Regions from separate parts of the Homo sapiens genome. Here region 1 is linked to region 2. Evidence: chromatin contacts called from ENCODE Hi-C data. All regions are on one chromosome and are shown on one strand. Each heading gives the region's core, a stretch centred on a gene start or an enhancer-like site at or near the end of the contact. The rest is flanking DNA. Distances are from core to core; before and after follow the strand shown. Region 1 overlaps CELSR1 (cadherin EGF LAG seven-pass G-type receptor 1). Region 2 overlaps GRAMD4 (GRAM domain containing 4).

Region 1 (6,822 bases), core at 3,496-5,995, 290 kb after region 2:
AAAACCGCTTAGAAACCTGCTGCTGCCCTCGGAGTCCCCAGCGTTCAGGGAGGGGAGGGCCCCGCTGCGGGCATCGCAGGACCTGCGCACTGAAGATCTGGGCCAGAGTGTTCCGAGTGCTCTCTGGTGCCAGGTCCTGTTGGTGACAGCAGGTTGTTTTGTTCAAGTGCTCAGGTACAGGCTGAACATCCTAATCCTGAAATCTGAAATGCCCCAGAACCTGAACCTTCTTGAGCACCAACCTGACACTTAAAGGAAATGCTCATTGGAGCGTAAGCATGAAACAATAAAAAAATCAAAATCCAGGCCAGGCGCGGCGGCTCACGCCTGTAATCCCAGCACTTTGGGAGGCCGAGGCGGGCAGATCACCTGAGGTCAGGAGTTCGAGACCAGCCTGGCCAACGTGGTAAAACCCCGTCTCTACTAAAAAATACAAAAAATAGCCAGCTGCGGTGGCGGGCGCCTGTAATCCCAGCTACTCAGGAGGCTGAGGCATGAGAATTGCTTGAGCCCACGAGGCAGAGGTTGTAGTGAGCCGAGATATGCCAGCCTGGTAAGACTCCGTCTCAAAAAAAAAAAATTCCAAAATGTTCCCAAGCATTTCAGCTGAGGGATACTCAGCCATGTAATTGATAATGTCAGAAAGAAAAGAGAACTGAAATTTGTATGTGAGCTGGTTGTCTTTGGTGTGCAGTGAAAAGCTGCTTCTAGCTGGGCGCAGTGGCTCATGCCTGTAACCCCAACACTTTGGGAGGCCGACACAGGGAGGATTGCTTGAGCCCAGAAATTCAGAACCAACCTGGGCAACATAGAGAAACTCCATCTCTACTAAAGAAGTTTTTTTTAATTACCTGGGCATGGTGGCGCATGCCTGTAGTCCCACCTACTCAGGAGGCTGAGGCGGGAGGATTGCTTGAGTCCGGGAGATGGAGGCTGCAGTGAGCTGTGATCGTGCCACTACAGCCCAGCCTGGGCAGCAGAGCAAAAACCTGTCTGGTTGGGGGGAAAGCTGCTTCTAAATAGAAATAGGCATTTTAGAATCACCTTCCCCTTCCCGCAAAAAAACAACAACAAAAAAGCCAGAATGCTGTCTGTGTATGAACAAATCTTCAATCCTGGGTTGAGATTATGATTCAAAACAGTTTGAACATTTTGAATTTTCTTAAGGTGCTTTTTTACAGATCCATGACAATTACTAAAACCTTCCCCAAATAAAAAGGACGTGAAAAGGTAAACTCTGTAATGGACAGTTTAAAATTGGAAATGTTGTTAGTAAATGGATTTTGTCAGGTATATGATGTTATCTCATGTGTCTTAAAAAGAGGGGTGACTCTGATGTGGGGTCATGCTTGAAACTAAGAGGACGAGGTCCCTGACTCTCCATTGCAGCCAGCTCTCTCTGGAACTAATAGAGTGAGAACTCGCTCATTACCAAGGGCGGGGCACCAAGCCATTCCTGGGGGATCCACACCCATGACCCAGACACCTCCGACCAGGCCGATTTTCAACCCTGATCACATTTCAACATGAGATTTGGAGGGGCCACACATCCAAACTGCATCAGATACATTCATGTTTAAACAGTCCATCTCCAGAACTCTTTCCAGCCTGCAGATCTGAAACTCTAGCCCACGAAACACTAACTCTCCTCCCCAGCCCCTGGTGCCTACCGTTCTTTCTGTCTTTGAATTTGACTCCTCTAGGGACCTCCTGTAAGAGGAGTCACACGATATTTGTCCTTTTGTGATTGGCTTATTTCACCGAGCCTAATGTCCGCTAGGTTCACCTGCGCCGCAGCAACTGTCAGACTTCCCCTCCTTTTGAAGGCTGAGTAATATTCCATTGTGCGGATGGAGCGCGTGTTGCTTATCCACTCACCTGTTGACCCATGCCTGAGTTGTTTCCACCTTTTGGCCTGTGTGAATGGTGCTGCTGTGAACATGGGCATAGAAGTATCTGGGTCCAGGCCGGGCGCGGTGGCTCACGGCTGTAATCCCAGCACTTTGGGAGGCCGAGGCGGGCGGATCATGAGGTCAGGAGATCGAGACCATCCTGGCTAACAAGGTGAAACTCTGTCTCTACTAAAAATACAAAAATTAGCCAGGCGTGGTGGCGGGCACCTGTAATCCCAGCTACTCGGGAGGCTGAGGCAGGAGAATGGCGTGAACCCGGGAGGCGGAGCTTGCAGTGAGCCGAGATGGCGCCACTGCACTCCAGCCTGGGCGACAGAGCAAGACTCTGTCTCAAAAAATAAATAAATAAATAAAAATAGAAGTATCTGGGTCCCCGCCTTCAGTTCCTTGGGGTGTATACCCAGAAGTGGGCTTGCAGGGTCATGTGATAAGTCCTGTTTTTGATTTTTTGGGGACCCACGGTACTGTTTTCTGTGGGACATCTGTTGGTTTTTGAGAAGCACCTGCTGGCACTGACGGCAGTCTTGGGGAACACAGGTGCTCCTGCCAGAGTCCTCACCTTCTGCTCACATTGCAGAAGGCCCCCTGCTGAGGCCGGCTGGCCGGAGGACCACCCCGCAGACCACGCGCCCGGGGCCTGGCACCGAGAGGGAGGCCCCGATCAGCAGGCGGAGGCGACACCCTGATGACGCTGGCCAGTTCGCCGTCGCTCTGGTCATCATTTACCGCACCCTGGGGCAGCTCCTGCCCGAGCGCTACGACCCCGACCGTCGCAGCCTCCGGTAAGGCCTGGGCACGGGGCACACGGGGAGGGCCCGTTCTGGAGGCTCCTGAGGCTTCCACAGGTCAAAATCCTGATCCTGATCAAGCACAGGTCTTCACAGTGACATTTCACCGTGACCCTGGCCCAGAGACAGAGACCATTGCCTTGTGGTGGTCCTTGGAGGGAGATTCTGGGTCTGCCACAGGATACCACACCCTGGAACATTGCACACCCTTTGCCTGGGCTCATCCTGGTGTTTGTGCCAGAAATGCCCCCTCCCCAGCATACACCCCATCTTGTGCCCAGAGGGACCCCATTCTGTCCCCACACACCTGGCCCAAGGCTGTCATGGGTAGTGCCTGCTGCTGGCCCCGGGGTTAGGTCTGCTCAGCTAGTCCTGGCTGGAAAGGATGAATGTCCCAGAAGCAGCTTTGCAACCTGCTCGGTGGGAGCAGCCCAAGGCTCCGCCCTCCTTCTTCCTGCCATTTCCCAGATACTTCCCTGGCTCTGGGATCCTCGTGTTCACGTGGTTCTCAGTGACTGGGTGATTCATCCCCATGAGCTGCCATTATTTTGGTGTCTTTTGCTGGACACTGAAACCATCCCCTGTGATTCTGCCATTAGCTATTATGGGCTGTGACATCTTTGCACCTGTGCCTTCTCTTTCTTTTTAAATTTCTGAAGTCCCAATTTGACCCAAAGGTGACACCTCTCTCTGTGTGCCCTGTCAGTGATAAAACCTGCTCTAGGGATGAAGATACTGTGGGGTCCGTGGGTCCGAGCTCTCGGAGTGTGATTCTGTCTCCCCTAGAAACACATCATGGCGTGTCCTCAGGGCATTTGTGCGCGGGATTTAAGCAGATGTTTCCTCACCGTGTTTGTCCCCATGCTCTGGCTTCTTGACCTCAGGTTGCCTCACCGGCCCATCATTAATACCCCGATGGTGAGCACGCTGGTGTACAGCGAGGGGGCTCCGCTCCCGAGACCCCTGGAGAGGCCCGTCCTGGTGGAGTTCGCCCTGCTGGAGGTGGAGGAGCGAACCAAGCCTGTCTGCGTGTTCTGGAACCACTCCCTGGCGTAAGTGTGACGCCAGGAGCCCCATGTGAGGGCTTTGCCAAGGCAGAGTGCCCCCGCAGGGTCGGGGGCTCAGTGGCAGAGCGCCCCAAGAGGACGGTCTCTTGTGGTCTGTGTTTCCCCTTTAAGTCCCCCGTGGGGGCAGTGAGCCTCCTGCTCTGCTTCTGTGGGAATATCAGAGTCCTCCCCTAGATGTCCACACACAGATGCACACAGACCTGCACGTGGAGATACAGATGTGCAGGCGCACAGAGAGATCCCTCAAGGCTGACACCCAGGAAGGGGACCCCTCACCTGCGGGACTCCCGACATGCAGCGGCCAACACTAGTGTAGTGCCCAGTTCACCGCCGGATAAGACAGGCCCATTCCGGTCACACACGGGAGACAGAACCCAGAGACTGGCCTAAGAGCCCATCTGCTGACGGTCTTGCCCGAGAGGCTGACACAGTCTAGCTGTGGGGACTGGCTTCACCCCCAAGAGGCCACACCTGGCCGCAGCACAGTTTATCTGGCCCGTTTCAGAAGCAGCGTCAGAGAGTCACAGAGTGGCGAACGCAGGAGAATCTGTGCGCGAGAATCTGTGTTCTAGCATCCATGCAAGCGAGGGAAAGGCGTTTCGTCGTTAGAAAAATGCAAAATGAGTGATTCTCACCCACACGTGAGACTGGATTCAGCACCACAGTGTGGCTCCCGTCTGCTGGGAGCCAGTAGTGTTTGTGCTTTGGTTTTGCTTTTTAGCTGCAGAGTTCACGTGAGGTGTGGACATTTGAGTTGCTCTATCGTTACAGGGAGCTTGCCTTTTCTCTGCTGGTTGGTTTTCACTTTTGCTGTCTCTGTTTAGAAGAAGGCACTGGAACGGGGGTGTGGTGGGAAGGGCCCTGTTGCCGGGATGGGAGCACAGTCAGGGAGGGGAAGACCCACTGCCTCCCCACACACCGGGAGGGAGTGCCGGGAAGGGGAGACGCCATGCAGGAGTCAGGCTTGAATCTGCGGAGCGTTGTGCATCTGGGGACGTCTGTGCAGCAGGAACGCTGCCCCCATCACAGTTGCCCTGGGCACAGTGAGGAGCCGTGAGTGGGGGCTGTGCTGGGGGTGGCGCTATGGTGAGCGAGCCCGGTTAGCCCAGCCTCATTCTTCTCCTGCTTCTGTGCTTTCCAAGTTCTAGTTAATAAGCAACCAGCATGGCACCTGGAATGTAGTAGGCGCTTGGCTTATAAAAGAGAGAAGAAAGGAACCCATTCCACCACGACGGACGTCAGGCCCGGCTGTCTGTCTTGGGCATTCATCTGCGTCCTGGCAATTAGCTCCAGCTCTAATGACCTGCTCTCTGCTTTATGTTGCACTTATTATTCCCAGATTGTAAAGTTTGTGCCAAACATATTAATGCTAACATCCCATTTTACAGATTAGCAAAGTAAGGATCTGAGAGGTTATGTGATTTTTCCCAGAGTCTGCGAGGGCAGGGCCCTGTCTGAAGCTGAGACACACCTTATAACACCTTGTTATTTGGGGCTTCCCATCAGTAAAACGGGAGTCATAATGGGGCCCTGGCTTCTGGGCAGTTCCCATAAAACATTGTGCAATCTGAAGATGAAAGTGTCAGAGGAAGGTGAGATGTCCTTTCTGAGAGCGTCTGCCCTCAGAAGGAGACGGGACCGCATCGCAGCTGTGTGAACCCCGGGCAGTGGTTCCAGCAGCGGGGCGGACGCGAGACAGCCCCATTTGAGTTTTGCTGCTAGATGGCACGTAGAACTTGAACTTCAGAGGGTGCTCCTTGGAGGCCCTGACCAGACACAGAAGGGAAGGGAGACTGTTCCCATGGTCCTGCCTCCGCGGCAGTGAGGCTGCTCTTCTTACAGCCAGGTGGCTCTTGTCTTCGGTGTAGGGGGCTGGTGAGGAACACGGTGGGGAGCAGCCTGCGAGGGCGCTGGGCTTTCAGCACTCACGGCACCTGCTGTTTGGTTTGGCCAGGATGGCCTGGGAGCCCCCAGGGCTGGGCAAAGGCTGCCCTTTACAGACTCATGGGCAGAGGGAACCGTCTTACCCCTGCCCCTTCTCTGTCCTCTCCGCAGCGTTGGTGGGACGGGAGGGTGGTCTGCCCGGGGCTGCGAGCTCCTGTCCAGGAACCGGACACATGTCGCCTGCCAGTGCAGCCACACAGCCAGCTTTGCGGTGCTCATGGATATCTCCAGGCGTGAGGTGGGCATCCTCCCGTGGCCACTGTGCCCTCTGGGCCTACCGCCAAACCTGCCCCTCCCCCCCAAACCTGCACCTCCCCGCCAAACCTGCCCGTCCTCAAACCTGCTGAGCCTGCCCCCAAATCTGTCCCCTCCTCAAACTAAATCTTCCATTCTAAGTGCTTGGAACAAAACAAATCAACCGATTAAAACACATATTCGAGGATTGGCCAGAGTCTGAGGATTTCCATAACAAAGCCCCATTATAAGGGTTTTCAGAGAGCCCTGGTTATGTATTAAACCCCGGAATGGCAGACCCAAAGCTCAGGCTCCGAGGAGCTCTCGGAACCTGCCCCTCACTTCAGTGCGGGTCTGTTGGACGGTGCCGCTCCCCACCTGCTTTGATCCTAAGGGAGGTGACAGCTGCTGGGCGCTCTCCCTCGGGGCCACACGCAGGGCAGCAGGACAAAAGGCTGGGCGGCTAATGTTTAACCTCTGGCATTTTAAGCGGCCTGGGAATGTGAGCCGGCCATTGTGGGCTGCAGATGAATTGGGGAATGGCCCGAGCGCTGTCCTGGCCTCCCGTTATCCAGACAGGAGGGAGGTGGGAGCCAGCCTGGCCATGGCCTGTGTGGGACCCTGGGGTCTAGGAGTCAGAACCAGGGGCCTGGGTAGCCTCCCCCGGCCCCTCCCCGGGGTTGCACTGTGGCTCAAGGGCCCAGGCCACTGTCCTTTCCGAGGGCTTTTTGATGTGAAGTGGCCCTGGTTTCTGTCACATTCTTGGAAGGGTGAGTCAGCCCTCAGGCGGGGCTGGAGGAGGGCAGCGGCCTCTTGTGCAATATGCAGGTGAAGCTGACCCGCCTCTGCCCCTGTCTCATGGGCAAATGTCACTCC
Region 2 (6,948 bases), core at 1,783-4,282:
GAGAAGGGCAGGGCCAGGGGTCCTGTGTGTCTTCTCCACGGGCCCCCGAGGGCCTCTGCCCCCTCCCCCAGTCTGCGGGTGGCCCTCAGAGGCACCTGACGTGCCCTGTGGGAGAGGGGCACCCCCGTCCCTGTGAGCCCTGGCCCCTTCTTGGTCGATAAAACGCAGAGGTCAACACAATAGAACCACAGGTCCAGGAGAATTATTGCAAAAGCTCATGAGGATGTCCAATTGTTTCCACTACCAAATCGTAAAAAAAAAAAAAGAAAAAGAAAAAGAAAAAGAAAATTCCAGCAACGTCCTGGGCAAGTCAATACTAGCTGTCCCCGCCAGACGCTGCCGCTGAGGTGATCTTGATGTACTGGCTGAGAATGGTCTCGAAGGCCTCATCCCTGTGCACCATGGCACCAAACACGAGCGGCTGGCAGGGAAGAAATGCCACCAGTGAGCATGGCACAGCCAGGCTGGCGCCAGGACCAGGACCGAGACGAAGTCCAACACCAGCCCCAGGCCAGCACGCTAGTCACGTGGGTCTGGGTGCAAAAGACAGGTGTCTCCCCACCACCCGGAGCCAGGCTCCAGCCTTCAGGGGAACAGAGCCAAGAGGCAGAGGGGAGCCAGGCTTTAGCCCCGTGCCTCCCTCCTCCCAAGTCACTGAGTCAGGGGACCCCTGTGCCCAACATCCCTGTCTGTCCGGTGACTCGATGGCCCCAGCAAGATTTCCAACCCAACCTGGACGCAGCCCCAGGCTCTAGCTGCTGCGAGGGAGGGGGCGGCTTTGTGACCCTGCTGCCCAAACTAAAACTCTGGCTGTCTGCCCCACGCTGGTCCCAGGGTTGCTCAGAGTCAGGCCCCTGGGCCCACACCAACCCCTTGGCGGCCCCCCGCCCGGCACCTACTTTCTGGGTGGATGGCGTCGACACGGCAATCCCCATGCCTGAGCCTGGGAGGACAGACAGGACCTTGTACTGAAAGGCAAAGCGTGGCCGTCACCACAGGTCTCTCCTGGGGACAGGGAGGCACAGCCCTCCACAGGCCCAGGGCATCCTCCTCCACTGGGCACACAGGCAGCAGGGCCCACGGGCACCTGGGACTTCCAAACAACAGAAGGTAAGGGCCTGTGGACACCTCCTCACTTTGTGGCCGAGACACCAGACCTGTAAAGGGTCTGTCCCACCCCAGCCCAGACCGTCGGCCAGCTGGCCTGAGGAAGGTCAGAGACAAGCCGGCCTGAGGAGGCTGACGGTAGGCACTCAGCCCCAGAACTCGCTCTCAGGGCCTGGCACCAGGAGGGCCATCTGTCAGCACCGCCAATCCCAAGAGGCAGGCGGAAAGGACCCCAGCCCTGAACTCACCCCTTCTGGTCACCTGACTGCACGCTTTTTTCCAGAGCCGGGTGGGAGAGATGACCCACAACTGCCGTGGGGCCGGGAGTGCCCGCCGTGCCAATGCGGACATGCCCAGGACGCTCGGAGCTGGGAGGGAGCTGGGGGCCCTGACCACTCGGGCCAAGTGTGCCTGCCAGTGCCTCACTGAGCCTTCCCTGCCCCAGAAAACAAGGGACCACAGGCACTTGTGGCCACGCCCACCTGCTCATTCCATGCTACGGTAAAATGCTGAGAAAATGCCCAGAGCGGGCGCGACCATCTGAGCTCCCACCTGAAAACCTGCATCCGAGGCAGGGGCTCAGGGCCCCTGTGCTTTTCTTTATGGGGAGGGTCCCAGATACGAGGGGAACACAGCAGCCAGAGTGGGGCTTGGGTCCTGACCTCCTGGGCTCCAACCCAGCCCCTCCACTTTGAGACACACGGTCCAGGCAAGTGGACCCCAGGGCAGGGGCAGACCCACAGGGACATGGGGACTCAAGTCAAGGAAACGGACCATGGCCGGCCAGCGTGGCCGCGGCGCCCAGATGCTGACAGAGGCTGGCAGAAGTCTATAGGGAAAGCCTCGCCAGCCTCTGTCAGGTGACGAAGAAAACACGGGGGTTAGTGGGGGTGGGTAGGTGCACCAACCTTCTGGATGTCCGTGATGTCCACTAGCTTGATGACTTTGTTCCTCTTTGAGGACCCAGATTTGGAGCTTTCGAAGCACAAGTAACTGGAAGGGGAACGGACAGAGGCGTCGCCTGGCTCTTGAACCAGAGCACGCTCCCACCAGGTGGGGGTCTCCCGGGGCTGCCTCTCAGCCCCCAGTGGGATGGACAGTGGTGCTCCCTTCCCAGCAGACACAGAACCGGTGAAACACTCACGGCCACTGCTCTATATGAGACACTCACGGCCACTGCTCTGTGTGAAACACTCACAGCCACTGCTCTGAGACACTCACGGCCACTGCTCTGAGTGAGACACGGCCACTGCTCTGAGACACTCACGGCCACTGCTCTGAGTGAGACACTCACGGCCACTGCTCTGCATAAGACATTCACAGCCACTGCTCTGAGTGAGACACTCACGGCCACTGCTCTGCATGAGGCACTCAGGGCAACAAGGACTCAGGGCCTCAGCAATAGCAGGTCCCCACACGGTCCCCTCCTTGGGAGACTCTGCCCCTCGTCTCCATGAACTGCTTGGGCCCCAGAGAAGACAGCATCCCCGCCAGCCTGAGGGATGGCAGCAGTACAGCCCAGGCCACGTCCGGCTTGGAGACAACACCTTTTCCCTGGGAGCCCAGACAGCCGGCAAGAGCAGAGCATGGGAGAGGCCATGGCCACCACTCAGGAAAACCTGCACTGGGCCAGCCACGCCATCCCAGGGCCTAGGCAGCCTCCTGCGCCCCCTCCCCTGCAGCCACACAGGGCCCCACGGCTGCACTCACTTCTCCGTGACGTAGAGCACCCCGTTCCTGATGTAGTCCGTGGGCATCTTCCGGTCCCTGTTGATGAGGCAGCAGCGCCAGCCATTCTCGCACACTAATGGGAGAAGGCCCGCCTGTCACACTTTCCACTGGAAGTACCCAGCCTCTGACCTGACGCTGGGACCCAGGAGCCTGACTCTCAGATCCTGACATCCGCCCACCGCGCTCACGTCACACCCACAGTGAGAGGAAGGCGCGCCGGCAAGAGTGAGGTGGCCCCAGAGGGTGGAAAACAGATGTTTCCTCTTCAACAGGCACTGGCAGGGTTTTTAAAGTAAAAGCACCCAGGCAGAGCAGGGAGCAACAGAAGTCACAGTGTGGCCGGGACACCACCTCCAAGACCGGCAGGGTCAGGGCGCTGGGACACCACCTCCACCAAGACCGGCAGGGCCAGGGCTCAGCAGAGGACGAAGCTCCGTTCTCCGCAGCTGCCTCTGCAGCCGCTCATCACACACCTCGAGCTGCCCGGTTTAGTTTAACAGGCCCTCCCTTTGGGAAAGCTGACCTGTCCCCAGGATCCTGAGTCACCTGTCCCCTGGTGGCTCTTGTTTCTCCAGACACGATGGAACCAGGGGCAGACCCCCTGCCAGCGCCCTGCAGGCCCTGAGGCCTCGCCCTGGACTCTCTCCCCAGTGTGTTGCCTGCACGCCTGCTGTCAGGGGAGTGCTGCAGCGTGGGCGGCTCTCCCCACGGGCACGCCCTCCTCCCCTGTAGCCCGCAGAGTCCTCATGACCCCTGGCTCCTGCACTCCTCCTGGGGCAGTGGGATGTGAATGCCATCCTGAGGGCTCCTCTGGCCTGTCACAGGGCGACCCCGTCCTGCATCCACAGCGCCCCCCTCACGGGCCTTCAGTCTGTGTCGGCGCTCGGCCTGGCCTCAGACTCACGGCACACATACCCGCCAGCGGACGCTCGTTTTCTGTCAGATTGAAGATCTCGTGGAAATTGCCCTTCTTGGTGCTGTGGAAGCGACCGGCGTCCTCCTCTTTACCCAGGCCGGCCGGTGCGCTGGGTACGTAGCTCCGTGACGAGGTCGTCTGCAGCTGCCAACGGCAAACAGCGTCGAGGTCAGGCCCGCTGCCCACGCCTGCAGCACCCAGATGTGCTGGCCGCACACACACCTCCCCAAAAGCTGGGATCCAAATTTGGGAAGACGTTCCCGAGGTCCCTTCCGGCCCAGAGCGGCTCCTTCTTCCAGGCAGGGCCACCTCACCTCAGTGGGGAGAGCCCAGCAACCCTCCTGACTCATCTGAGCCACCCCGAAGGGAGCACCGAGGCCTGCTCATTCCCCGTGGTCCTGGCTGGGATGCTGTGCTGCACATCTGGAGGGCCTGTGACTGTGAATGAAATATGGCCCAGTGCCAGGCTGTGGCTCCAAGGGGGCCCTTCTCAAACTGCCTGGTCTCAGCGCCAGAGCCTCACTGTCAGGGATGGCAGGGGCCGGGCACCCCCATGGAGTGGTCACTCCCAGGCCTGCTGGCTCTCAGTCATCATGGCCAGTCCCCAGGTGTTGCCCTGGGCTTGGGAGGGGCTGGATGAGCCTCAGAAACCGCAGTGGTAACAGGGAAAAAAAAAACCCTCAAGTTTAAGGAGTCTATAAAATTGAAGAAACAGCCTCTAAATGAGCCGGAGGTGAACAGAGCACTGTGGGCCTGGGGATGCCCGGCTTCGTGGCCCCCCATCCCCCCATCCCCGCAGCTGGGGGCCGGGCTCACCCTGCGTGAGACTGCGGCGCTGGAGCGCTCCTTGAGCTGCGGGTCGGTGGGGAGACTCCTCCAGATGATATAGGGCGTGTCGTACTTGGCGCGCAGCCTCGGGCAGCGTTTAAAGATGAAATCAATGAGGAAGAACTTGATACCAGCATAGAGTCCTGAGGGCAGGGGACACAGCCTGCTCCATCTAGAGCTCTGCAGCTATGCCAGTCTACTCAGGGTGATGGTTCCGGCACCTCCCACCTCCCAGATTGGCACCCTCCACCCTGAGCCTGGATGTGAGAGTCCAGCTGCTCGCTCAGTCCTCACCCTGGATACCCCCAGCCTCGCTCCCCTGGGGCCCATTCGTGCTGCACAGTCTCAACCCCAGGCGAGGGCCCCACTGCCAGCGCCCCACCCACTCCCACTAAGACCCCTCAGCTCTGCTAGGACCCCCCCATCCAATGCCCCTCACTTCTCTCTCCAACTCCGCCTGGCTCAGGGCTGTTCTTGACCCACCTGAAACACTTCAGGACTGTGCCTCCTCTGCCCCAATTCCCCACACCTGACACCAAATCTGAGGTCCCTCCATGGCAATCCCTCCCCAAACCCCCTCCCACCTGCCCTTCTTCAACTGGGTGCCCCCCCACGCCCAGCCCATCCCTGCTGAGAGGCCGCCCATGACCAGCTGCTCAGACGGCTCCCAGCCACGCCCTCGCAAGTTCCCCTCCACCAGCTCCGTTTTCTCCCCGATACTGTCACCTGACACAATCATGGTCAGTCCCCCTACTAAACACGACCTCAGAAGAGCCAGGCCTGACTGCGCCCCAGGACCCCACCTGGCAACAGATGCAGGGATGGGAGGCGGGGCCGGCCCCCACACACCTGCTAACGCACCCCCCTGGGCAGCAAAAGCTGTCAGGAGTTCCGGTCTCTCCGGGTGCCCCTCCCAGTGCTGGGGGCTGTCTCGCTGCCCCCAGTGCACAGCCCGCCAGACCAGACCAGACGTGGCAGGCCCTCCCTGCAGGGGCCCCAGGGTCAGAGTTCCATGTACTATCTGTGCTATAAAGGGACTGATAAAGCTGTGCCTTTGTTTCATTTTTTGCCTTTGTAGGACATTTTCACAGAAATTCATCAATCAAGTCAGACTTTTTGACCCCAATTCTCAACTTGTTGATTCTTTTTTTTGAGACAGAGTCTTGCTCTGTTGCCCAGGCTGGAGTGCAATGGCTTGATCTCAGCTCACTGCAACCTCCCGGGTTCAAGCGATTCTCCTGCCTCAGCCTCTCGAGTAGCTGGGAGCCTACCACCACACCCGGCTAAATTTTTTATTTTATTTTATTTTATTTTATTTTATTTTATTTTTGAGACGGAGTCTTGCTCTGTCGCCCAGGCAGGAGTGCAGCAACATGATCTTGGCTCACTGCCAGCTCCGCCTCCCGGGTTCACGCCATTCTCCTGCTTCAGCCCCCTGAGTAGCTGGGACTACAGGCGCCTGCCACCATGCCTGGCTAATTTTTTTTAATTTTAATTTTAATTTTTTTATTTGAGACAGAGTCTTGCTCTGTCGCCCAGGCTGGAGTGCAGTGGCGCGATCTCAGCTCACTGCAAGCTCCACACGCGGCTACATTTTGTATTTTTGGTAGAGACGGGGTTTCACCATGTTGGCTGGGCTGGTCTCGAACTCCTGACCTCAAGTGATTCACCCGCCTCGGCCTTCCAAAGTGCTGGGATTACAGGCGTGAGCCACCGTGTCCGGACAACTTGTTGATTCTTGAAAGATGCTAGGTGTGAGGAGGGGCAGGGCCAGGACCACCCCCTTGGCTGACTGGACTGAGCTCCCAGGCCTCCTCCACGTGGTGGCCGACCCAGGAGGGACAGCTCAGCTCAAGAGAGCCCAAGTCCCAGCTGGGGCCATCCTTGCTTGGAGCAGGCAGCCTCTGCCCCTCTAAGCTGAGGTCCCTTGTCAGCACTGCAAAAGAATACATGGGCACCGATAAGCCAGGAATGCCATCTTGGCCCACACCTGGCAGGGTCACCGCTGCCCAGTGGCAGTGGTGATCTCAGGGTGGTTGTGAGAACCCAAACCACACTGGGTGTCACAAAAAAGGACAGCAGGGGCCGGGCGCAGTGGCTCACGCCTGGAATCCTAGCACTTTGGGAGGCCGAGCGGGCGGATCATGATGTCAGGGGTTCAATACCAGCCTGGCCAACATGGTGAAACCTCGTCTCTATTAAAAATACAAAAATTAGCTGAGTGTGGTGGTGCACCCCTGTAATCCCAGCTACTCCCGAGGCTGAGGCAGGACAATCACTTAAACTCAGGGGATGGAGGTTGCAGTGAGCCGAGATCGTGCCACTGCACTCCAGCCTGGGTGAGACAGACTGAGACGCTGTCTTGA

Evidence for each region. A loop is a pair of places that touch in the nucleus more often than their neighbours do.
Region 1: a map of sciatic nerve shows a loop between it and region 2 (6-fold over the local background). The contact joins two enhancer-like sites. A Hi-C loop is called at or near these places in 1 of 168 maps with a recorded cell type or tissue (sciatic nerve) and 1 of 37 single-sample maps with no recorded cell type.

Annotation. Positions count from the first base shown.
Region 1 is chr22:46,377,719-46,384,540 of GRCh38, reverse strand. It overlaps CELSR1 (cadherin EGF LAG seven-pass G-type receptor 1), which reads left to right. Exons shown (of 35, transcript NM_001378328.1): 21 at 2,491-2,695; 22 at 3,586-3,753; 23 at 5,824-5,950. Among named protein-coding and RNA genes, the nearest start is that of TRMU, 45 kb to the right of the region's middle. RefSeq lists silencers at 79-262, 6,615-6,822 and enhancers at 2,450-2,949, 6,615-6,822, 6,360-6,822. Within about 2 kb of position 4,745, at least 12 of the 41 ENCODE cell types and tissues checked have a DNase peak (open chromatin) inside an H3K27ac peak, as active enhancers do.
Region 2 is chr22:46,670,620-46,677,567 of GRCh38, reverse strand. GRAMD4 (GRAM domain containing 4) reads right to left here. Exons shown (of 19, transcript NM_015124.5): 14 at 4,571-4,725; 15 at 3,754-3,898; 16 at 2,818-2,911; 17 at 2,016-2,100; 18 at 900-968; 19 at 1-421. The coding sequence ends at 317. Among named protein-coding and RNA genes, the nearest start is that of GRAMD4, 54 kb to the right of the region's middle. RefSeq lists enhancers at 2,836-2,895, 2,936-3,085, 3,286-3,365. Within about 2 kb of position 3,032, at least 9 of the 41 ENCODE cell types and tissues checked have a DNase peak (open chromatin) inside an H3K27ac peak, as active enhancers do.